Regions from separate parts of the Homo sapiens genome. Here all the other regions are linked to region 1. Evidence: read pairs that join two places in POLR2A ChIA-PET (ENCODE). Cell type or tissue: IMR-90. All regions are shown on one strand. Each heading gives the region's core, and the rest is flanking DNA. Links, peaks and the distances in the headings are about the cores only.

Evidence for each region. Peaks named below come from ENCODE experiments on the same cell type or tissue, not always from the same donor. Only the 100,000 strongest peaks of a DNase experiment are listed, where the experiment ranks them.
Region 2: POLR2A ChIA-PET joins it to region 1 with 11 read pairs; 6 of 35 experiments call an interaction of 5 or more read pairs at or near these places.
Region 3: POLR2A ChIA-PET joins it to region 1 with 10 read pairs; 3 of 35 experiments call an interaction of 5 or more read pairs at or near these places.

The regions. Positions count from the first base shown.
Region 1 is chr5:93,583,339-93,591,961 of GRCh38, reverse strand. It overlaps NR2F1 (nuclear receptor subfamily 2 group F member 1), which reads right to left. Exons shown (of 3, transcript NM_005654.6): 1 at 6,476-8,623; 2 at 3,518-4,045. The coding sequence starts at 6,938. It also overlaps a transcript of NR2F1-AS1 not described here. Among named protein-coding and RNA genes, the nearest start is that of NR2F1, 4.4 kb to the right of the region's middle. RefSeq lists a silencer at 7,611-7,690. In IMR-90, for the core only: a CTCF peak has its summit at 2,073; DNase peaks (open chromatin) are centred at 3,111, 4,221 and 4,481; H3K4me3 peaks cover 6,779 bases; H3K27ac peaks cover 6,772 bases.
Region 2 is chr5:93,722,418-93,731,040 of GRCh38, reverse strand. The region is part of intron 10 of ARB2A (ARB2 cotranscriptional regulator A); the gene reads left to right. Among named protein-coding and RNA genes, the nearest start is that of POU5F2, 15 kb to the left of the region's middle. In IMR-90, for the core only: no CTCF peak of the experiment used is centred there; no DNase peak of the experiment used is centred there.
Region 3 is chr5:92,851,538-92,860,160 of GRCh38, reverse strand. No RefSeq gene overlaps it. Among named protein-coding and RNA genes, the nearest start is that of LINC02058, 84 kb to the left of the region's middle. In IMR-90, for the core only: no CTCF peak of the experiment used is centred there; no DNase peak of the experiment used is centred there.

The DNA.
Region 1 (8,623 bases), core at 376-8,375:
CTGGTCTGATATGGGAAGCCAAATGAGACTTTATGGCTATTAGGGCCAGGGCAGCAAGAGCTCTGTGGGGCTTTGCTGCTTAGAGAGGGGACCGTGAGTTTGGCCCTGCTTGCTAACCTGGCCCTGATGAATGACCCTCACTCAGACCCAGACCCATAATTACATAGAGCTTGCTTTACATGCATTATCTGCCTGCATGCTTATGGATCATTCTCAGCCCTAGACAATGCAATGTGAAAAGGGCCCCTTGGTATCCCGGCAGATTTTTTTTTTTTAAGATCCATCTGGCATCCCCTCAGCTCAGTAAAATATCTATCTGACATTTATGATTAGGGTCCCTGGAGTACAAGGTCACTTCCCAACTCCCAAACAGGCCGCTCCAAGAGAGACAAGAAGCCCAGGAAAGGCCTGCCTGGGTCCTGTGCTGGTTGCTTCCATTTCTTCCCTCCTTTGGAGGTGAATGCCTGTAGCTGGGCCTGCCTGCCAGGTACCAGCCAGCTAGCTCTGTGGCTTCCCTCCGGCAGGAGCCCTGGTTCTGGCCTGGCTTCCCAGTCTGGAAATTCATTCACCCCTTTGCAACAGGATTCCCTCAACTGTGGACAGAAGGTATGAGCTCCCAGATCAACTAGGGGGTTGTGGTGACAAAGCTAGGTGACCAGGGGGTGTAATACAGTATATATTTATGCTCCATGAGTTATACCCCAGATAAGAAAATGAGGCAGAATGTGCAAAATCCATGTCACACTTTTTATACGGTAGTGTCAATGTGGGAACTCTCAATATTTCTTCTACAGTGTATGGAAAAGAAATTATGTAAATAAATAACCATTACTGCTCAGGCCCTCCTGGCCTAGCCTTTGTAGTGCAGAGAATGTATTTCATGTTGTGCATTCAGAAGAGTTTAGTGTTCAGGAAATATAGATGTAATCAGCTGCCATAACTAGAAATCAAAGTTATTATTGTGCTGAAAATGGATTTATTGTATTTATGTTAACTAGATGGCTCCTTTCAGAGAAAGTCTCATTTATTTGAAGGAATATTTAGGTGTATGAACTAATGAATTTTTTAAAAAGTAAGTTCAGGTCATGACCTAGTCCTTGGATGCAGTCCAGAATATTAAGGATTAAACATACCATCCGGAGGCCAAATGTGAAAACCACCACGGGGGACCCCCGTGCCAGCTTCAAATACTTAGCCAAAGCAAACCACATTGGACAATATGTCTAAAACTGTCTTTTCCATCATTCAAAGTTTGCTTAAAAGTTGGATGACTTTGAGAAGGCTTCCCATGAATTCCCTTCTGGCTAGCAATCAAAACAAGTTTAGTCAAAAGTGGAAATGTGTTGCATGGGAGGGGGGAGGTGAATTACTACTGACAGCTCTATTTCCATTTTCAGATATTCTGCTTGCAATTTTCCAACAAAATAATGTTATTGTTCATTTCTAGGCACTCTTTGCACCTTGAAGACTTGATTCAAGAAACTTCCTTGGAAAACTTTTTAAATGAACACTTTTCACAGGAATGTTTTAGTATGGAAAGTTAAAAGGAAAGCATGAATAATTCCACAGTGTTTCCCTGCAGCCTGCACAGTCCTCACCTCTCTCTGGGAAAGGGCATGAGATTAGCAAAGTCAAGGGGGTTCAAAGAACCTTAGGGGGTGTAAGGAAAAGAGAGGAGAGACCTTTCCTGAGAAAACGTCTGTCCAGTTCCAAGTCACATTTCTGCTTCAAGACACCTCGCTGGATGAGATTTTCAAACCCCAGCTTCCCTGACACTGGCTTGCTTCCTGATGAATTTGGCTAAAGAGCCTGGTAGTAGAGAGCCAGCCAGGCCCCAGGCCTGCCAGAGCTGAGGCAGCCTGGTTGCTGCTTCCCAGGCTCTTTGTCACTTTTGAAAAACACGTTTCCATCAAGAAGACTTATTAAGATAAAATGCATTCAAATACGGAGGAGGCTATTCCATAAATCTTCCATTTGTTTTAAGGTTTGCACTTTATCCTCTTGGAAAGAATAACTCCCTCTCTCACTAGCAGACCTGCATTTGCACTGAAAGTAAAAGGGGGGCAGTCCAAGTCCATTGCTCTGGCCACCCTGCATACAAATGAGATGCTCTTGTCTAAATAAATTATCTGCTGTTCAGATCGATATTAATACTACATTTGCTACATTACAATATTGTGCAAATTTAGGAGTCATTTTAATACAATGTAAATACAATTCTTCACACATGAAAGCCAAGAAATATTGATAGATTATACCATTGCTTACTGTTCAACAAGGCCTTATGAAAGGGATTTTGCTATCCCTGTTCAAGAATGGTTTTAATTTGGCCATTGGAAAGCCTGGTTCTAGGATAGATTTATTAGGATGGTTTATTTGTTCTCCGAATGGAGGAATTAAAAACAATACTGCCAATAATGGTGGTAAAACTGCAGCTAACCCTACTCACAGTGGGCAGGGCCCAAGACCCAGTCTAAGCAGCACTACTTGCCACCAGCCTCCTCTCTGGCTTTGTCTCTATTTCTCCCCATTACCTGCTGTCCTGGGTGTTTATATGTTTCCCTCTTACAGGTTACAATAATAAAAAGCGGGGATTGTTCTCGGAGGCTCAGACCAGAGCCCTTCAAAGGAAACGTTAATGCACTTTTCTGGAAGTTAATTTGAACCATCTATCATAAGAGAAATTGTTAACATGCATGTTACCACTGCCTACACATAATTTGATATTTTTTAAGGCACTCTTAAATTTCCAGTGTTCATGTGTTTTGCATAGCTTTGGAATTCATCTTCAGGCGGGGAATCCTCCCATACTTGCGGGTTCTACAGCATTGCTTTTGTTTTTTATCTTTCTTGTTTAGATCGAATCCGTTTTTTACGACCCTCAATAACCTCACCAACTGCAAACATGAATGGTTTCCGATAAGGGAAAATCAGGCAGCGATAAAGCGGGATTATTATGATTTATTTGTGCGTATTCTTCTCTTTCCACCTCTCTCTGTGTCTCTCTGTGTCGGGAAATTCATTCAAGGAGAGTGCCACACAGGGTAAGAAGCCACATTCCCACGTTCTCTTCCTTCCCTCGCCTCCCCCAGAAACGCTGAGCTCTGGCTCACACATAACACGCACCACACACAGACACACACACAGAGACACACACACACACACACACGCGCGCGCGCGCGCGCAGCCAGACGGATCCACAGCACCGCCCCCCCGCCTCAGACACACACCCTCGGCAGCCGCGGCCCCACGTAGGGGTCCGGGCGACTAGGCCCGGCCGCCCGCCGGCCGCACCCGCGCCGCCTCGGTTCCCGCACCGCCGCGCTCCCAAGATGGCAGCGGCGCGGCCAGCCGGTCACCGCGCGGGGGTCACAGACCCGGGCCAGGCTCAGTGTCCAGCGAGGGCCCGGCCCGCCCCGCACCGGCCGCGCGGGAGGCTCCGAAGGCCAGGCCCGGGCGGCGCGGGGCCTGCGCTCGCTGCCGGCGCGGCCTGCCCTCCCCGCGACCGCAGCCTCACCTGACGTGAACAGCACGATGGCTTTGAGGCAGCTGTACTCGGCTGAGTCGACGTGTAGCGCCTTGAGCTTCTCCACCTGCTCCTGGAAGATGCGGATGTGGTCCATGAAGGCCACGACGCGGTCGGCAGACATGGGCGAGGCATGCAGGCCGGCGGCGGCCAGCAACGGCGCCACGTGCAGCGGCATAGAGCACTGGGCCGCGTTGAGCACGAACAGCTCGCTCCAGGTGAGGCGTAGCAGGGACACCTGGTCGGTGATCTGCAGATCCGGGAAGAAGGGGATGTTGCGGGCCCACTCGACGGCGCTGAAGAGCAGGCGCGCGGCCAGCTCGCAGATGTTCTCGATGCCCATAATGTTGTTGGGCTGCATGCACTGGCTGCCGTAGCGCGACGTGGGGTAGGGCTCGGCGCGCAGCAGCAGCGAGATGTAGCCGGACAGGTAGCAGTGGCCGTTGAGGGGGTCCCCGTTGGTGAGTGCGTACTGGCCTGGATTGGGCTGGGTTGGAGGCATTCTTCCTCGCTGAACCGCTGACAAAAAGAAAGAGAGAAAAGAGGCAATGTGCATCCAGGGAGCTTGCGAACATTGCCGCGCCGCAGCGTACCCAACACAATGCAGAAGCTCTTCCCGCAGCCACACGCGCCCCGCGCATCTTCTCCGGCTCGCTCTCACAGTCCACACCGCTAGGAGATCTGGGGTGAGGCCCTCCAGCTCCACAGCTCAGTGTGTCCAGCCACTGCCTGAGCCCCTGGCCACGTCAGCCCCGCCGGAGCTAGGCCTGACTCCAGGGCCCCAACCCTGGCAAGGTCAAGAAAGTGTCATCCAACCCCTAAGCCACCACGGGGGAACACACAGATAAATGAAACCCCACTCACCCCTCCAGAATGGAAAAAAAAAATCAGGGTTAAAAAAAGGCGAAACCGGAGAAAGGTTGTGGTTCTAGGCAAATGCCTAGCGGCCTCCTCATTTGCAAGCAAGCAGCGTTTTGCTGATAAAATGTTTCCACATTCTCTTAAAATGCTATAGAATAATTCTTAAAATAGACACAAGTTACATATCCTACTAACCACTTACAACTTTTGAGTAGAGAACAAGTATCCTGCACCCCTCCCTTCTCCCCTCCTCCCCGTCGCCCCATACAAAGTTCTCACTATTAAAAGCAACAGAAAATTGAAAATTTTCAAGAAAAAAAGTTGAACTTACAGTAGCCAAACATTATTGAAAAAAGTAGGAAATATAATTAATGTCTGTCCTGCGCGGTGCCACTGCAACCTGCAGCCAGCTTTTGCCCAGTGAATGCACGAGCTTTCAACTGCAAAAACACTGGATTCATTAACCATCTGAATGCAAAACGTAAGCATGCTTTGAGTTCTTAAAGCTGACCAAAGTTTTTTTTTTTTTTTTTTTAAATGTGTATGTTTTACTTCAACAGTGCCAGCGTTTTAAATTGCCATATAAACAAAGACAACTTTAGGAAAAGTTAGGGCTACTGAACTCTTCCCCCAACAAATTAATATAGATATGTTCATGTACATGTAGCTATCTTATTTCAGGTTTTGTTCTATTTTCTTAAGTTTGCTTTGATTCTAATTTTAATGCAAGTTCCAGTGCAATTGAAGCTCTTGAAACATAATGCCTAGAATACTTTTTTCTAATTATAGTTTTGAACTTGGCAGTTATTTTTCAATTAAGTGAGAGTACAATTCAAAGTTTTTTTTTTTTCAGATGCCTACAAAATCTCCCTGGAGCTAGAAATGAAGTAGTCATATTTGTCTGCTCCTTGAGATCTGAAGGAATTCAATTTCTTTTCTTGTGGCATATAAAATATAATTTTAAAGTCAATTACAAGAAGGAGTAATCTGCATTCTGCAAAATTGACTGGTTCGCTAATTTGACTATAAGACATCTTTAATGATTGTCAAGAGATAAACTTTAACTGTAAACGGCTAAATATATTTATAAGAAAAGTACTGCATCTCTTGCCACATGAACATGAAGCATATCCAAATACAACATCAAAAGTTGTGTTTTTTTTTAAAAAAAACAAACCCATACAACACAGGGATTAAATGATGTGGAAGCTCATGCTAGCTGCAGTCTATGCATTACGGCCAAATCAGAAGGATCGGTAAATGCCGTTGTAAATTGTAATTTGTATGCAGTATTTAAGCAGAGGGTGGAGTTTGATGAAGAAATAAAACGAGTATCATGCTTTAAAAAAAATGACACAACTATGAAAGCACGGTTCAGTCACAAACTTTCCTTTCAAAGTAGAGGGGTGAAAACAAGGCCACAGCTCTGGAGGAGGCGGCCCCAGCTCCGTGAAGAAGAGAGGGAACCAGTGAACGGGCCAGAAGCCCCCCTTCCCCCCTAATTAGACCTACAAGTGCAATAAATCTCACTCCTCTTTTTCCGAGCTAAGCTTCCAAAAGGATGATGGCAGCAATGAATCTATGGTTCAGGGTACTCCAGCCCCCAGCCCTCCCCCATTTTAAATAAAGGGTATGAAGAGGTGGAGGGAAAAGTGGAATGAAAAAAAACCACAGAAACAGAGTTTTCTGGGGGAAATAAGCACCCCTCCCCAAGTTCATGCCAGCACAGCCCCAAGCAGCCTCACGCACACGCGGGAAAGAGACACACACCGAGCACATCCAAGACAGAGGGAAGAAGGGGATTTTAAGCCACAGCTCACGATCTCAGGGACACAATCCTGAGCAGGCAGCGGGCGGGGTGGGGGAGCCGGGGAGATGAGCGCAGGCCGGGAGGGGGAGGCAGCGGCAGCGAGCTGGGGAGGGCGGGGGGAGACGCCGGGGGAGGAAGGCAGCCGGGAGAAGGAAAGCTGGGACGGGCCGGGACCACAGGAGCCCCAGCCCCACACAGCAACCACCCGGGCGAGAAAGAAAGAAAGAGCCAGGGAGGCGGGCGAAGCGCGGGGAGAGAAGCAGAGAAGAAATATTCACCTTCCCGCCTCATGCCCACTTTGAGGCACTTCTTGAGGCGGCAGTATTGGCACTGGTTGCGGTGGTGCTGGTCGATGGGACAGTTCCTGTTGGCACGGCATGTGTAAGTTAAGTTCCTGCGGACGCTCCTCTTGAAGAAACTTTTGCAGCCCTCGCAGGTGAATTGGCCGTAGTGCTTGCCGCTCGACTTGTCCCCGCACACCACGCACTCGATGTGCTGCTGGCTCTGGCCCGAACCGGGCGGGCCCTGGCCCTTGTCCCCCGCCGTGCCGGGGGTGGCGGGCGCTCCGGGCTGGCCCGGGGTCTGCGGCGTGTGCGGCGCGCCCGAGCCCGCCTGCTGCTGCTGCTCGCCGGCGCCGCCGCCGCCGCCGCGGGCCGCCTGCGCTGCGGGGTTGGGGCCGCCGGGGTTGCCCCCGGCCACGTCGTCCTGCGGATCTCGCCAGCTGCTAACTACCATTGCCATATCTTTGGGCCCGGGGAGCGCTGGGGGGAGCCGAGCTGCTCGCCGAGGGCCGCGGGGCGCGCGGGCGCGCTGGGAGGGGAAGGGGAAGGGGAAGGGGGGAGGGGGAGGGGGCGGGGGGCCCGCCGGGCGCCCCGGGGTCGCAGGAGCCGAGCCCGAGCCGGACACCGGCCGCTGCCTCCGCCGCCGCCGCCGCTGCCGCCGCTACTGCCTCGGCCGCCCCGCTGCTGCTGCGCGCCCGCCCGCCCTGCTGGCGTTTTGTTGTGGTTCCTGCTGTTTTCTTTCTCTCTTTTTGCAGCCCCCCCAGGCTCTCAGGCTCCCCCCCCAACACCCCTGCTCCCCTCGCCCGCTCCCCCCGCGCTCCGTTCCTGGGGGGGCCGCGCTCTCCTTCCCCCCTCCCCACCCCCCGGCGAGCAAGCTCCCTTCTCTCGCTTTTTTCTTCTTCCCCAAGTTGCAAAATCAGAAATGGCACAGGCGGCAGCCGGGAGCGGCGCGGGGCGCAGCGCCGGGGGCGGCGGGCATGGGCCACGGCGCGCGCACACACTCGCCCTCCGCCTCGCCCGCACCCCCGCGCACACACACACTCGCACACACAGTCGCTCACCCGCGCCGGGCGCCCGCCCGCCGGCCGCTCGGGCTACGCGCAGCGCGCGGGCTGAGCCGACATAGAGGAAGCCGGCGAGGGCGGAGGCGGCGGCGGCGGCGGAGGAGGAGGAGGTCGCGGCTGCAGGCGCCGCTGGAGCTGCCGCCGGAGCTGCTGCGGCGAGCGCCGCTGGAGGAGCCGGGACCCGGGCCGGAGTCCGAGCAGGAGTCGGGGCCGCAGCCGGAGCGCGAGCGGAGGCCGGGGCCGCCCGCGGCGCCGCCGCTGTCCCGGCGGGAGCCCTCGCCGGGCTCGGGAGTGCGGGGAGCGCGGTGAGCCGAGCAGGGCGCTGGGCGAGGCTGCCGCCGGCGATCAGGGCGCGCGGGTGTCGGGGGGCCAGGTCCAGGGCCGGACGCAGCCAGCCATTCAGGAAGGCAGCGCTGGAGAGCGGGAGGCAGCCGGCGAGGAAGATCACACACTTTGCTCTTTTTGTTGTGCCGGTGGCGCCGGGCTCTCGCTGCCTTCTTCTTTCGGGAGGTGACGGAAGGGGGAGAAAAATACGGGATAATTCACGCCGGCGACGAAATCACAGCGAAATAGAAAAAATAAAAATCAGAAGAAAATAATTGCCAAAAAAAGGAAAAAGGAAAAGCGAGAGAGACATCCAAAGTAGGTCGAATAAATAATCCTCTTCTTTTCCTCTTTCTTGCTCCTTCTTCTGCTTCTTCTGCTATAACACACAGAGCTAGTTAAAAAAACCCTGGAGATCGCCCAAAAATGTTCTTTTTTTAGTATTTTAAATAAGTGCTCTTCAGCCGGCAACCAACACCCTCCCTCCAAAAAAAATCATATATGTATAAAATAACGATAAGAAGAATACGAAGGGGGTGCCTCCTCCTCCTCCTCCTCCTTTTTTTTTTCTTTAAGTTTAGCCCTCTCTCTTCTGCAGGAATGGAGTAAAAGAGACAAGGAGGAGGGAGAAAAAGGAGAGAAAGGAGAAGAAGAAGGGGAAAACAACTAGTAGAATATGTAAGAAAAGAGAAAGAGAAGAGAGGTTCAGAGAAGAGAGGAGAGAGAGAGGAGAGGAGGGAGAGAGGGGGGAGAAAGA
Region 2 (8,623 bases), core at 125-8,124, 140 kb before region 1:
GGTATGATGGAAAGGAAAGAGTATTAGCCACAGAGTCAAATAGTCCCAGATCTGCATTCAAATAATACCACCATTCTAGGGTTATCTTCTCAGGAAAATTTTACAAAAAATAAAATTTCTTCTCTCCCAACCAATAACCTTCTGGGCTGAAGAATTACAGTAACTTCTTATTTATCTGTATTTTCGGAGCAGGACAATTGAACTCTCATCAGTAAAATGAGAGTCTCACTTAGGAAGAAAATTTTTATATTTTGATAGAGATATGATTCTTAAATTTCCCCAGAAAAGTTGATATGTGAACTTATTAAGAAAGCTGTGTCACTTTTCGCTAAGAATTGTCAGCCACTAAGTTTATCAAGCTAATGTACTGAACAGTCAGGTGACTTGCCTTTAATTTGTCATTGTGTTTATGAAAAGCAGAGCTAAAACAGAAGAGAACAAGTTTAGACAGTGACTGTTTTCTTAAACAGTTTTAATAATATTGCTAAATCCAAGTAGACTCTTAAGTTTTTTACATATATTTACTGTAAATATTTCTGTAATAATCAACCATTAAATAATACAGATATTATAAATGATCACCTCATTTCAAACATTTTTTTTTGGCACCAGTCTGCTTGCTAAATATGTATTACCTTTGACATTTAAACCAAAGAGAAGAGATGGGGGAAAAAAAAGACTCCCCATACAGGGATTTAGTGTGTTATTCTTTACTCCCCTGAAAAGCCAATCACTCCAACACCATAGGGAAAAAAGAACGTTTTGCTGCTTCTGTGTCACATCATTAAAGTAGTTAATCTGCAGCCATAAATTTTTGTCTTCTGGGCCAAGAAATTTTAAGTAAAATACTAACAAAAATGTAACACTTTAAATGAGAAGTGAAAGCATCTTTATCCTTTTTATTTGAGTTTCCAGAAATGGCATGCTCCATAAAAAATTGTATCATTTTTATTTTTAAACTGAGTTTCTTGCATTAGTCAGTAAACAATTTATTTAGTGAACATTCTCTGTGCACATATATACACCATGTGAACATTTAAGAAACAGAAGGTGCTTGAATTTGCGAGATTTAAATATTTTCTCACAGTTGATCCAGTGATACTACAGTTGAAATAAAACCATATATAAATGAAATACCACTTTCTACTAAAATGTAAGTGTAGATTTTTTAATTATTGTTTTAATGAGGACAACAACGATTCCATGTATTCAGTGGAACATCTTATAAATCTTTAGCATGTTTACTCTCATGTGCATTCTAAGACTCACCATAAAACTACCTATCCTAATTACAGATATGCATATTCATTTTATTACATTATCTAACTAGACATTTTATATTGCTAATTTTCCTGCAAATATTATTAACTTTTAAAACTATAAGCAATTGTTTGATTTCTCATTTATGTTGTTCTCCTAAAAACGTACATACACATATCAGTATACATATTTTAAGTATATTATTTGAAATATGGGCTATGTAGACCATATGTAATACTCCAGGACACAACAAGCAAAATGATGATACTCACCATAGCAATGTTTGGCCATTTCCCAGACATCCTTGCTGTGGTCCCAAACCAACTCCTGATTTTCCGCCAGGCTCTGCATCTTCATATTCATGTAAGCAGTAACATTGTACCTCTATACTTCATCCTCAGTGACCAAATATCTAATTAGCACCTGTTAAGGGCTAGGCACTAAAGATTCAGAATTAGACAAGAAGCACATAAGCTTGAGAGAGGAAAGAAGTGAGAAAATCAAGGATTACATCACCAAGCGGCCAGTGTTAGAGGAATGGGCAGAGGAACAACACAAAGAAAGGAGCAAAGAACTCAGTGGAAATATATGGAAACATTCTTAAGAACGGGGAACAACGTAAAGGATAACTAGGAGTGGAGCGAGGTGAGGAGAGAGAGAAAGACAGACAGAGAGCAAGAGAGACATGACCAAAAGTCAGGAAGGGGAGGAAAAGTGAAGGGAGTTTATTTTGACTGAAAATCTGGACTGTAATTTGTTACTGCAATAAAGAGTTAAATGTAGTGGTAAAAATACAGCCATAGCCAAAAAGTTATATAGTTCTCAGTATATAATTACTTGAGCCTTCCAAAATGCATGAGAAGAAATATTTTCTTAACATTAAAGATTAATATATCAGTCTTTCAAAAAGACATTGAACAACACAATAGATCATTTATTTAATTGTAGTACGTTTGTTAATGATGTTGTTGTTGTCATTCAAGACAAAAAATAATTCTTCCTGTGACTGGTTTTTATATTGACTTATGTCAAATAGCCTAAGTCATAATACTAAGTTCTAAGGTTCTAACGGCCTTTCTTCCAGGAACTAATGTAATTTAGTACTGGTGTAAAGCTTCTCGATGGTTTGCCTTGGCACCATGGATCAGCAAGTCCAGAGAAATTAATGGTTTAGCAGATCCACTGGCCTGTTCTTATCAAGAGTCAATTGTCTCCATCAGGCTTTTGATTTTAAAAAAAACTGTTAATCAGTTTCTTTAAGTTTATTATAATCTCATAAATAAACTACTGAAAAGTGTTGGAAATTGAAGAAACCACCAGACACAAGACAATCTCTTAAGTAAAAGCCTTCTTGCCTTCATTTGCAAAAACATGTATCTGATTAGAAACTCTGTTGATTATCATGGAACACAGTCAAACTGTTCTGTTCACAGCTCATTATATGAGAGAATGCCTAGCACGATACTGGAGATGAAATAGATATCAATACATTTTTATATCAAACAATTGACTTAAGATAATTCTTCTGCATTTTATTCTCATATGAAATTAAAATGATTGATATACTCCTGGTCAGAATCATTCTGAAAACAACAACAAAAAAAAACCAACCACCTTTGTAAGAATTATTGAAAACTATTTAGGCATAAAGAACAATGCAGTTCTTAATTATACTTTTTTGTGAAATGAGAAAACCGTATATATATATCTTTAGTAATTATTAAGTCCGCTGTTGCTTCCATCTGTGAATACTGAAATCCTTAATGTATATATTGATCCTTATAAAACTTTCTAAAATGAGAGTCCAGTTTCTAAAATGAGTCCATATAAAACTGCAGAATTCTGAAAAGATTCATTTTTCCCCCAAGTCATGCAGACTCACTGGTGTCAGTGGCTATGAATAAACACATGAGTCCTGACACCATACTTTGTTTTTAAATACAAGTGACACTTTTTAGCATAAATTGTTTCAGCAGGTGAATTTTTTTGCAGATAGGCCAAAAATCTATTAGAACCCAGCACTGATAGATCTATTTCTTAAGAATATCTCTTACTTCTGATAATCCCCAAAGTGTATATAATGAAACATGTTAGGTGAATAATTTTGAGAGGTCTGCTCAAGGTAGTGGACTCATGTTTAGTGCATTCCACTGGGCAATTGCCTTTTCAGACCCTTACCATCTACAGAGAAGAGCCAGAAGGTATATACCCTCATAGCTTAAGGTTCCTAAAAGTTAAATATGTTGGAATTTAATAAGAATATTTAGAAAATGGAAGTTAAGTAATTATTCTGAGAACACTGAGGGTTTTTGAGTTATTTGTAACTCAACTTCAGGTAGAATATAGCTCATCCAAATCATAATGCCAGATGAGTTGTTTTCCAACCAGCTCTTAAAATGGTTTACATGTTGTAGTTTAAATATTATATTTTAAAAGGGTTAGTAAATGCTTTTCCAGAATGAATTTTCACATTGTCTTCTGTAAAAGCATGTACTAACCCTGTTATTGTCCAATGCTTCTGCTCTCTTACCCAAGAGAGATAGCTATACCTAGTTTTCAGTTGTTTATGAATACATTGTTTATTTGGGAAATTATCCACAAAAAAACCATAATCTTAGACTAGCTTTTCCTTGTTTCCTGGTATATTTTCTATGCCACTTTTTCCCACTACCAAACTAGTATCTTCTCAGCAAATGCAAACTACTTTTAATTATGCCAGGAAAAACATAATCAGGAGAATAAACTCCCTCTCTCCCACTACCCCTCCTTCCATCATTATTATAAAGTATTAGAAAACTGAATATGAATAACTTTGGATTGCCTACCACTTTTAGTGATCTACAGCATTTACATGGATAATCTAGAAACTTCTTGCCCTTAAACACATATTAGCATTTTAAAATGCCACTATTATAATTTACTGTATAGTAATTTTACATATTCAAATATGTAGACATGAATTCAAACATGAATACATGAATATCAAGCTCATGTTTTAGAGCACTGAAAAAGAAGCTGAATATAATCTACTCATTTCAGTTACTGTACTCTAGTACAGACTCTTCATTTTAAGTTACGTAACCCCAATTCAAGCTTCTTACCAAAAAAGAAAAAGTATTGATTCATGTAAACTGAAAACCCCAGATGTAGATCTACTTCTGGGATCAGTAGATCCTGGGACTCAAACTCTGTCATCCAAACTCCTTCCATCTCTCTTTGTACTTTTCTTTGCCTGTTGGCCTCATTCTTTCTTTCTCACAGAAAGGGCTTTTTCAAACAAACAGGCAGAGTACCTACAGGCAGTCGCAGCAACTTCTATTCAGCATAATCCTAGAGAAACAGCCTTCTCTCTGCCCTAGCATCTAATTATCACTGAAGCCAAAGAGGTCACATATTAGGGCAGGCTGTGATTGGCCAGCCTGAGCCAGTACCCATATCTATGAGGGGGTTGGGGGTAGGGCATGGTATTATAGTTGACAGCCCAGTGAAGACTATATGGAGTTGAAGAGAAATGCTTCCCCAGAGAAGAGTTTTGAATATGTCCACCATCGTCCTTGTGTCAATTTTTCCAGTTTCTTGAAAAATTTAATATACAGGCCACAATTAGATCTCAGGTTTCTGATACAGAGAAAAGAGAAAGTGTAGGATATTGCACATAGGAAGATCCAATATTATAAACACTAGAACTGATCCATCACTTGACTGATGTTCGAATCTATGATTCTGAAATAGACCTCAATGTTAGCACAGTGCCCCAAGTCATTTTTGCTGTATCAACCAATTACCACATAAAGCCTGAGGCCTGCTATGTGGAGGGCCTTCTTGCAGTACTGTTCATTTCATTCAGAACCTGTAATCTCTGACATGAGCCCCCTTATCCACCTACCTATATCCTAAGATAGCTTACTGGCATTGGTACCACAGACCAGGAGGACATGTAAGCATACGGAGACTTAGTCTGTTAGTTCTTCATATTAATCCTATTTTATCTTCTGGTACAACCAATTTAATCTTTTTAAGGGAGAGCTGCTAATATTTTGGGGTTATTCTTACCAGTATTTAATTTCTGTCTTGATCATACTTTCATTTGGTATCTATCTTTTTAACAAGTAACAGTAGATTGTAATAATCTGTTTTATAGAAATTCTTTGGGATTAGCAAGGTCCTTGCATTTGTCATCTCATTTGTTCCTAAGCTTCAGGCAAAGGAATCCCTAAAATCTCATTGATAAACATGTTTTATTTTGAAATTGCAGTGAAAAATAAATATCCAGAACCTAGATTGTTATGCATAAATTATGTTTATATCTAATTAAATTCTTACAATGCTCTTGTTTTTGTTCTTTTCCGCAGTTCTGATTTTCTGTTTTTCATTTCTGAAATAACTTTGTTGCTTATGATTTTCTTGTAGTCTGCCTTAAATCCCTAGTGGAAAGAGATAGGGGTATTAATTCGTCCATAAATTAGTCAAGCAAACTAAAATCACTATACCAGCTACTGTTCTTCCTCTTATATCCTCAGAGAAGGTAGAAAATATACGGTTAATGTTCTTTCAGTGCTTTATGTAGAGCAAACTTATTTAATACAGTAGTTCCCCCCTTATTTGCAGTTTTGCTTTCCACAGGTTCAGTTACTTACAGTCAATCATGGCCAAAAAATATTAAATGGAAAATTCCAGAAATAAACAATTCTTAAGTTTTAAGTTGTGCATCATTCTAAGTAGTATGATGAACTCTTACGCTATCCTACTCTGTCCCTCATGGAACATTAATCATCCCTTTGTCCAGCATATTCACTCCATATATGCCAACCTCCCATTAGTCACTTAATAGCTGTCTCAGTTATTGTATCAGCTGTGGCAGTATCATAGTGTTTGTGTTCACATAATCCTTATTTTACTTAATAATGACCCCAAAGGGCAAGAGTAGTGATGATGGCATATTGTGATAATTGTTCTATCTTATTATTACTTACTGTTGTTCATCTCTTACTCTGCCTGATTTATAAATTAAACTTTATCATAGGTATGTATGCATAAAACAAAACACTGTATATGTAGGGTTTGGTACTATCCATGATTTCAGGCATCCACTGGGGGATAAGGGAGGATTACTGTATCACCTAGTGACTATATTTCAAAATTAGCTTGCTCTCACAAAAACAGTTTCATCATTTGATATATTGATAGAAAAGTCAATTTATCATAAAATATTTTATTTCATTAATTACAAGACATAATTTTAACTAGCTAAAGTTTGAATACATCTTGCAATAAGTGATAAGAAAGCATCATGCCATAGCTTAATTGGCAATGTTTTTCTTTTGAAATGATATAAAAAGCAATGATGAATCTTATAATCAATGGTGTCTTGGATGTGATGACACGTGATACTATAATTGACTGTTACAGGACTTTGTTTCCCCCAAAGAGTTCATTTAAGTCAAGTATCTGTTGGCGGACGTCTTTTGAGAAGACTAGGCTTGGTTTAAAGATTCCCTTTTGTAAAATGAAGTTTCTTTTGGTAATGTTAATTGCTCCCTACTGTGTCTATTTTGCATCATCAGATTTTTGTTAATATATTTCTTAACTCGGAGCACCCTTAGGTTAACAACTCCATTCACCGATCATTTTTACTCTTCTTTTTGCATGAAAAAAAAAAGTGTCAGTGTCATTTAGAAATTAGTAATTTATTTTTAAGATTTAGAAGAAATCTTATGTTTCATTCAAAGCAAAAACAGTCTGATATTAAGAACCTGCAATTCTTATACGTGAAGCTATTTACATTAATCTCAATAATTCAGTTATGACTCTTGCTCTAAATCTCTGTGGTATGTTTCTACTCTGATTTAGTGCCTTGTTTAAAGATTAATGTTACAGAGTAATTTACAGCAGCTTCACAGATGGTATTTGAATCTTTGTAAATGGGCTTTGGAATCCTAGGCACAACTCCATGGAATCTTAGGTTAACATCAATGTAAATGTTGAACTTAAAACAGCTCTAAAAGGTCGTGATAGAAATTTCATTATCCCTTTTTAAAAACCATAAATTTTGACGGGATTTCATGGGCCAAGTATTTTTACTTCACTAGCATCGATAAGGTATAACTAGCTCCTTGTATATGACATCACCAGCCACTGTTTGTTGAAAATAAATATTAAAAAATAAAACAAATTACCTTGTTTTAAACCATTCTAAAGTTCTAGTTACAGAAGTTACTGTTCTTATTTTTACAGCTTCCTTTATGAAATGCTTTATAGAATCCACAAACACACATTGCTTTTAGTGTCTTAGCTTTGATGTCTATAAAAGACCCATTCAAAACTGGAGGTAGGTGCTCCTCATGTGCACAACAGAATTTGGCTGAAGTTATTTGAAGCTATTAGAGATAACCTTTCTCTACATGTCTTTTGGGAGAAAAACTGGTGCCAACAATACCAGTTAAGCTGTAATTAGTGTAACTAACAACTAATATGAAAGAGCAGACTAGAGGTCAGTCTTAAGAATTTAAAGGTATTAACAGGTTAAGGTTGTAGGGCATCCTATCCCCCAGCTTAATCTGTTGCCTTAGCTGGTGAGATTTGTTGAAGTCATCAGTGCCCTCTAACCTTGAGGTGTTGCTCTCTCATAATTTGTTGGTCACATGCCAAGTTCCTCCTTCCTGTCTACTGAGATGACTTTGGGAATGGCAAATTCATTTGAAAGCTCTTGTCACAAATGACTACAGATTTTTAACCTCTAAATGTAAATGAAAGATTATGGTTTAATTTGCTTTAATATTCTTGTCCTACCAGCCTTAGACTACATTGAAATTGTCATTTTACTGCATTATAGAATATGATTTGTTGAGAACATTTAACATGTATTGTAAGAGGAACGCTTAAAATCTAACTATTAAATCAGATGTTGTGTAACTGATTGTTATACATGCTGAATATTCCAGTTTTTATGGGCTACTTCTTCAAATTTAATTGCCCACCGGTGGCTTTTGTTTATGTTTACAGTCAATTCTAATGCAGTTAAAGGATAAGAATGTAACAGAGGAATAACCTCTCGCTTCCATGAGGTGTAGTTAACCCCTTTCTTCTAGTATCTGGCTTTGGCTTCCTTCTCTTATGTGATACCAACACATAAACAAGAGGAATGCCCCAGAACTTTAATCACTCTTTTTCTTTTCCCATTAAAGTAATATATGTAATGTTGTTCCTGTAGTTAGTTTCTACCTAGAAAAGCTAGAAAGCTTTTTTTCTTTTAAAGCAACAGGCAGCAAGATAGCACTATTGAGAAAAAGTCAAAAGGAAACTTTTTCCCTTTCAGCTTTTTATTTTGCAGTCTTAATCTCAGGCTGTCATTATTATGATATAC
Region 3 (8,623 bases), core at 461-8,460, 730 kb after region 1:
CATGTTATCTATTTACATTTGGTCTTCAACAAATAATTTTTCTGGAATTTTAATATCTTATGAGTTCTTTGAAACTTTCTGAAATGTATATTGGAACATGATGGCACCAAAGGAGGCTTGTGATTTGGAAGTAGAAAGCACTACATTTCATGGGAGCAGAATTTAGTAACATTAGAATATATTCCTGTCATGTTATTATATTTCTTATTGAAGTGTTACTCTTTTAAAAATTTTTTTAGTGATTCCAAAGAGTTACTATAAAATATTGAGAGTAAGAGGAAAAAAATCTTGTGTTCTGTGATGTTGATAAATAAGTCACTGGAATGCACTAGGAGTTGGTGCACACTTGAGGATGATTGTGTCATTAAAATTGCATCCAGTCAATCTGGGAATACCTTACCTGAATTGTTCTGTAAACACTCTTCTCACTGAAACATCTATTTGGTCTGTGTGTTTTGAGTCAAAGGAATCAAACAAAACATGGTTAAAACAATTAAAATTGAAGTAAGACTACATTCTGAAAGGAAGTGCTAATTCCAATTCTAAGAGATAATTGTTTCCCACTTTTGCACAGTATTTTGCATCAATGACTAAACCTGAGCACATTCTAGTAGAAAGAGATTGATTCCTTATCTCACTATTTTACAGGATTATCTCCATACTGGTAATTCAGTGAGAGACTCATTGATTTGCTAAGTTATGGAGCTGGCTGCCTCTTAAATGAGAGCTAGTCTACAAATGGTACCATAGTGATGAAAGAAGAATGTAAAAGTAAAAGAAAACAAAACAAGGGAGTAACAGCCGTTCTAAATTGGAGACTGTTAGAGACTCCATAGTCAGAAACCTCAGCACAGAAAGTCTTTTGCCCAGGTAAATATGGAGTCTTTCCAGATCCTGAGGAGTTGAGAAATTAGGCAGAAGGACACAGGTGGTGATGGTCAGAGCAAGATAAAAAGCAAAATATTAACACATGGAAGAATTCCTGTGTCCCCCACATAAAGTATGAAATCAGAGACTTTAGTGAATATCACCTTTAGGGAAATCCAAGGTAAGTATGGCTGTGTGTCTTATAACTTCAATTATTTGATTCTTCTCATCTGCAAATATATACACCATCTTGTTGTCATCTTGACAGGAAAAAGAGAAGCTTGGGAAGGACCCAAATAGATGATATCTGGAGAATTAGCAAAATCCCTAATCAACAAAGCCACACGGGATGAATAAGACAATCATACAGACTCACTCACTACCATGGCAGGACAGCAGATGGAAGAGACAAAGAAGGAAATGACTTGCTCACTCTCATTTTCTGAAAAGGCCATAGAAAAAAGCCAAATTTTCTGAAAAAGTTTTAGGTATTTACTAAATTGATTAATGACTAATTAGTATATTTCATTTTCCCACAGACCATAATGCAATTACTTATATATGACTCACATTATATAGAAATAACATTTGTCTTTCGGATTAGTGCATTCTCCTTAAAATTTGATGAAAGAATATATAAAGTGTCTGTATTAAATCTGCAAATAGATATATTCTAAAAATGATTTTTTTTGGAAACAAGATTGCCCAAGCTGGAGTTCAGTGGCTCAATCATGGCTCACCGCAGCCTTGACCTCTTGGGCTCAAGCAATCTTCCCCCCTCAGCCTCCCAAGTGGATGGTACTACAGTCTCCCATCACCATGATTAGCTACTAAAAAGGGACTCTAGAGGAAGAAAATATATTGTAACATTTTGATACATCTACTATTAGCTACCTTCCTAACCACCACCTCCCTAGTTCTGATTTATCTGATCCATTTGATGCTTTCCTTTTTACTTACCCAGAGACTATAACTTGGAGACAGAACTTATGGTACAACACATGGAAGTGTCTCATGAGAGTGCTTACCAGATACAGACAATAATTTAAACATTTCTATTCTGGAGACACACCTTTGAATTCTGTGTTTGAATATGTGTTATAAGCAACATGTTCCACATTTACCCAAAGATTCCCAAATCCTGAAACTTATTACATAATAGAACTGAACTAATTTTAAACCTACCTCCACAGAAAGCTGAAGATAGTCATAAGATCCATGCCTAGGATGTACACACATACCTGTACTCCCTCATCCAGAAGCAGAATGATCCTCAAAATGTGAATTTTGAGAGTGAAATAATGAGAAACAGGGGGAGGGGCAGAGTCTGCTGTATTTAAGTCGGTATAGCATATTGACATCTTAGATGTTCTCAAAGGGGGTTATGTTTCCAAAATACTATGAAGACCTCGATATAGTGAAGTCTCACCTCTGACGTGGTCATTTGGTATTTTAAAATTTTTGCCCTTCACATTCAAAAGTCGTGTTTCTGATTGTGTCAGTGTATTTGTCATATCTTTGTCCATCAATAAGGCTCATGCTTGGATTGTTTATACGAGACAGACTTGCAGGGAACATTGGCAGTCAAAGAACACAGGGAGAAGGCTGTGATAACTACAGAGAGAGAATGTCACTGTGCCTTCTACTATACCCAGGCTATATGCCCCATGTTCTCACAGGGAGAGAAATTAAATGAAGAAAATAACATTAGTGAAATCTTTTATAGGCCATTAAGTCAATAAATTAAAAAATCAGTGACTTTTAAGTCTTCATTCTTAAAGGAGTACAAATGATGACTCTTGTTTTTGTGTCTAGTGGACGCAGCATCCTAGACAGCCATCAACATTTCTTTTTAGGCCAGGCATGGTGGCTCACACCTGTAATCCCAGCACTTTGGGAGCTGAGGTAGAAGGATGGCTTGAGACCAGGACTCCAAGACCTGCTTAGGCAACATAGTGAGACCTCATCTCCACAGAAAAGGAAAAAGAAAAAAAAAAAGATAGATGGCTGTGATGTCTCACATCTGTAATCTCAGCTACTGAAATTGAGGTGGGGAGGATCTCTGGAGTCCAGGATTTCAAGGCTGTAGTGAGCTGTGGTCACTTCATTGCACTCCAAGCCGGGTGACAGAGAGAGATCCTCCTCTTTAAAAAAATTATTTTGTTTTTAACAGTTTATAATGATAGTTATTTGCACTTCATGCTAGAAAGGCACAAATATGCTTCTCCATTCACTTGTGACTTAAAGGAGATAAGCTGAGTCACAGCTCAGCCCCAGGGTCCAGACCTTTTCCTTCTGTGGCATTGTACAATCTCTGCAGTACTGGGCCATAGGAGGAGCATGATGTGTAGTATTGTATCATCATGAAGCTTGTTCTTATACATTTTGAAATATCATGAGCTTTAGGCTGCTGGCAGAGAATAAACAAAGATCAATCATGTACACTGATGTTACTGTACTTAGATATCACCACTGGAAGTAATTCTTTTTTCTTCAAAGAACAGCTTTCTGGTTTTTGTTGTGTTAGTTAACACCTTTATAGGTAGGGCTCCACCGTACTTTGGTATGAATGCTAACCACATTAGAGTGAAGCTTTATGCTAATACTGCAGCTTAAGTGTTTTCTTTCCACAGTAACCACTAATCTAAAAGCTATATAGCAAATCTTGGTTGGATTGAAGTATATGGCCCAAGTGCTATAGCATGGAAGAGCCACCCTCATCTTTTATCTCTTATCCCTGTACTACTATCATTTTTTAGCTGCTAAAAGAGAAAATTTTTATTTTGTTTAATTGGTGACAATTTAAAAAATTAAATCAGTCTTCAGTATCTCATAAGGCATGTGATTTCTATACCAACATCCACTCATATATTTTAAATGGTGAAACTGGCTTCCTCTTTTACATGCTTAGAAGAGACCCTAGCTTTGACTTTTTATGCCTTCAAATGCACTATGAATCATCCTGCCAAACTCCTGCCCTTCATGTGAATGATATATTTTATTTACACTCTTAGAAAAAAATCTATGCATGGCCATTATTAATCACTCACACCTTTAAGAATGATCTTACCTTTTAGCCATTCATCAAGATCTGTATCCTTCCTGTTAGAAAGAGACACATCATAACTGATGTACAATCAAACTGTAGATGGGTTCAAGTACACAGCTATTACCAGAATAGATGCCTCTTCATTTTAGGATTACATATACATGCACACACACACACTCAAGTCTCTGTATGCTGTATCCGTTTTGGCAACTTTCTTTAAAATACCAAACTGCTGAAACTACGTGTTAGCTGTTAGGTAATACATCACTATGATATTGAAGAACAGCAGACCATTTCCAAAGGTTGCTCTCATCTGGAGCAAGGCTAATAAGACGTTGGATGAGTAGAATTAATGAAGATTCAAAGATCATGTCTATGATTTTTTTACAAAAGCAAGAGAAGAAAAAAATGGCTATTTAGAACTTTTAAGTTATCTCTGATTGTGTACTAATCTCAAGAGAAGATTTTATAATTGAACGATATCACCATTTAATAATCAAGAAAATACTTTTTTCTATATTCAGTAATAGCTGTGATACATGTTTTCATTAGTGAAGAAATATTAAAAGCAGCCATAAAATGTTTTAAAATAATCTCACTTTTTGGTGGACATTCTCATGTGCCTCTGAAAATGTTGATTGGATATTGGAGATGATGCTCATGTCATCCCAAGGGGTAAACCAAACCAAACCAAACCAACCAAACCAAACCAAGCTTGACATATCTTTGATTCTCTCTTTTTCTTTAGATACTATATGATTTTGTATTGCAATGAGAATTAGAAAAGTCCAAAAGTTCAGATAGCTTCTAAAAATATATTAAGATAACATAGCAAAATGAAGTGGAAAGTGCTTTAGAGTTAGAGTCTTCTTATGCAACATCTGTTTGCAAACATGTGTAACCTTAGAAATATCACTGAAATAAATTTATCAAGAGAGAGACATTTAACTACACAGGTAGCACTTTAAAATTACAAGATCAAGAAAAACATTGCAGCAAAGCTTTAAATCTCAGAAAATGATAAGTACTTCCTTTCCATCAGAATGTTTAACTCCCTGGGCATTAAGGAATTACTCAACAGAAAAGAAAATAACCCTAGAAGAAAATGTAGCCAGCAGTAAAGCTGCTTACAATTTTTAATGGGCCCTAATATATATATAGTAGAAAGGCAAATGATTCTATACTCACTCCAGAACTTGTCAGGAATTTCTAGATTCTTAAAATTAAAAAATTCTTTAATTTTTATTTGCTGGCATTAAAATCTTCCAAAGAGAAAGGTTGGGATATTAAGTCTATCATGGGGAACTTTCTTACTAATTTCCTGACTTCATAAAACGCAGATCTGCAAGACACAAGATCTAGTCTTAATTTAGACCTTATAAGTAAACACCAGTGCAAAGAAAGGCAGTCCCATGGTAGAATTTACTACAAGTAACAGGGATATCTATCTAACTATCTGTCTGTCTGTCTGTCTATCTATCTATCTATCTATCTATCTATCTATCTATCTATCTATCATGTTACTGTCTATCTATCTAATCTGTCTCACTAATAAGTGTCTTAAACACAGCATAGCATTCAATCTTTCTTAAGCTATATTTAGTGATTGCTTACAATGTGCCTGATGTTGTTTAGAATATTGATGGGAATAAAAACGTTGCAATTAAAGGTTCCTTTTTTTCAAGGAGCTCACAGTCTAGGTATAGGAGACTGATGAAAATAATAACACTGTCATGTGACCTGGGCCACAGTATAGATGAGGATACAATGTTGCTGGAACATTAAGTATAATTCTTCAGAATTATACTCAATGTGGATTTTAAACACATTGTGGAAAAGCTATCCTACTTCTTTTAAAAATATCTTTCTGAGAGTCTATGTAATTCTGTGATCTCATATATTGTGCTGCTTTAAAAAGAGCACCCCACTTTTTTCATCTCAAACTGGCAGTCTCATTCAATGAGGATGCTACTCTAAGTCATGATGAATTCAGAGCAGCCAGATTCATTTTCTCCATGTTTCAGGAAGACAAAGACAAAGACAAAGGAATACTCCTTTAGGATCTGGATCACGTTAGCCTGTTACATCTCAACCATCAAACCTGCCCAAGATGCACCCAGATTAGTCAATAAGCAGATGATTAGAGATAAAACCTCTCATCTTGGGATAAATTTAATCCAGGCAGCATGTGCTCTTTGGTCATTTTATAAATATAGCATTTTAGAACAGCATTCTCAGAGATCCAGCAGTGCATATCCAGCATTGTAGCTAAAATATTCAAATAGAAATAAAAATAACTCCCCAGAAAGTCGCTGGCACTCATGTTTCCGTTGGAGAATAATTACAGAAGTCAGTTTAAAAGCTAGCATAAGAGATGTCGAAACACCACCTCTCACCCCCACAGAAATGCTAATGACTAGTTGTATTATAGACTTAAAGAAAAGGTTCCAAAACCTTCTCTTTCCCGGCTTTATGGAGTCAAAATTACTGGCCATTCCCAGGCTCTTTGGAAGAGAACAGAGATTCCCTGGACAGTGAGGAGATCCATCCACATACCTCTTAGGGCAGAAGAATGTATCCCTGAAGGGTTAGTATTTATAACTCTGTTATTTTCTAATCCTATTACTGTAATGTTTAGGTGAATTGAATATATTTCCTTATTTATCTCTGTGCAATCTCATTTATTTCCTGCAATAATGACTTTTGGCTGACCCTACAATTTTGCTTCTTCAATGTTTAAAAAGAATATACACAAAATTTAGGTAAAATCTGTTTATAATAACATGGAGTACTGTCCCCTTAGGATGCCTGATGACAAAGCTGGTGATACAGTGACTACACATCCAGCCCATGATTTCGTGTATTTTATTAACCTAACTTATTATTACAACAAAATCATGGTTTCCACTGACTACATATTCAGCACATACATATTCACACTAATGTGTGTGTTTATATGTGTGTGTGAAGTAGCTACACAATGAGTTATTGAATTGTGTGTGGAAAATATGCTAGGCAACTGCAAATTACAAGGATTTAATGCCATCAAGGGGTTCAATGGTGACATCATAAATCAACAGAGCAAGGTTTAAACGGACTGTGGTTCCCCACAACTCTAAGATTCTCCTGGAGCTATGATTTTAAAAGTCATCTACTCTCCCACCATCATTCCCTTATACATGGATAATTTGTGTTATAATTTTCATCTTCTCAAATTCTCTCTACTTTTCCTCACCAACTTCAAACCTTTTTAAACCCAGAAAGAATCTGTTGTTCCCCCCTGTGCTATTAGAGCAGCTATATTTAAATGTAATACCTGAGTGTCCCAAGTTTAAATCTAACAATTCTAAAAATCTTGCCATTCTGGGCTAGGTGTCACACTCATGCAATATGACAGACAGGTGACAACACACCCAAGAATTAAGAGATTTTCTCCTCTTGAATAATAATGTGCTTCATGCACATATCCCCTTTTCCTCTGAGACTAGGAAATCTAATTACATATATATAGTACCCTGTTATAACTGCAAACATAAAATTAATTTTACAGTTTTGCTTTTTATTCATATCTGAAGTTCAGAGAATTCAAGTAATGTTCTAATTATTTCTTATGTCCTAAATAATTCCCCTTTCTCTCTGATGGAGTCTTATAGGGGAATATATTAACATAAAATAATAACTGGCCCAAATTTTGTCCAAATTTAAATATGTCCTAGCAAAGCCAGCCCCATCGTAATTGCTTTTATGTGTCACTTTAAAGCTAAGAGACCCAACCTCCTGGCAGCTTTGCTTTGGGTCTTAATTAGCCACTTAACTGCAAATTGGTTGGCACCCTAGTCCTTTCATCAGTTATTACCCAAATAGCATCACGGACTTAGGATAAAGAAAAGAAAGATCCCACATGTAGCAGGTCTTTCCATCATTATTGCCCTTTAATACAAAGAGGGGGGGTTCCCAACTCTAATTAAGGCTACGTTTCCAATAGGTAATTGGCATCTTATTTAACTCACTCTCAGTGCGATGTCTTAAAGGGAAAACAATCACAGTAATGTGTGGACAGTGCCATGGAATTTACAAAATATTTTCACCTACTTTATTACTTTTACATAGTGTCTGATATAGACACATATGAATCAATATGTTTTTATTGGTCACCATGATTTAAGATGTAGATTTTATTTCAGTCTTTATTCCATTTGCCTGCATATCCATTAAGTTATTGCATACAATTAACTAAGCCCATTTCCAATATATATAAAAGGGAGTTAACATCTTTATTGTTTGTCACACTTCTAGAAAATGAGCTCACTGAGAGATATACTATATGGATTGGTCCTCATTGATAAAGCAAGCCTAAGTGGTTACTGGGAAGAAAAGTCACCACCTTCAAAGAAGACTTGAATTAGTTATGAAAGAGCAATTAGTTATGGGAAAAGAGCAAGAGAGGCTTTGTTCTGTGAATATAGAAATAAACGTATAAGTGAAAAAGAGACTATAGATATAGGTCAGATCCCAAGATTTTCAAAAGTAAGATGAGAATTTGAAAAAAATGTGAGTCTAGAAAATTATTTAGTGTTTTAGCAGAATAGCATCAAGTGATGCTTTACATACAATATTACATAACATACTTTGTTTCTGCTAGAAAAGAAAGTAAATAATAATGGTGCCTTCTTCATAATCAACACTGCGTGTGTTGTATGTTTAAAC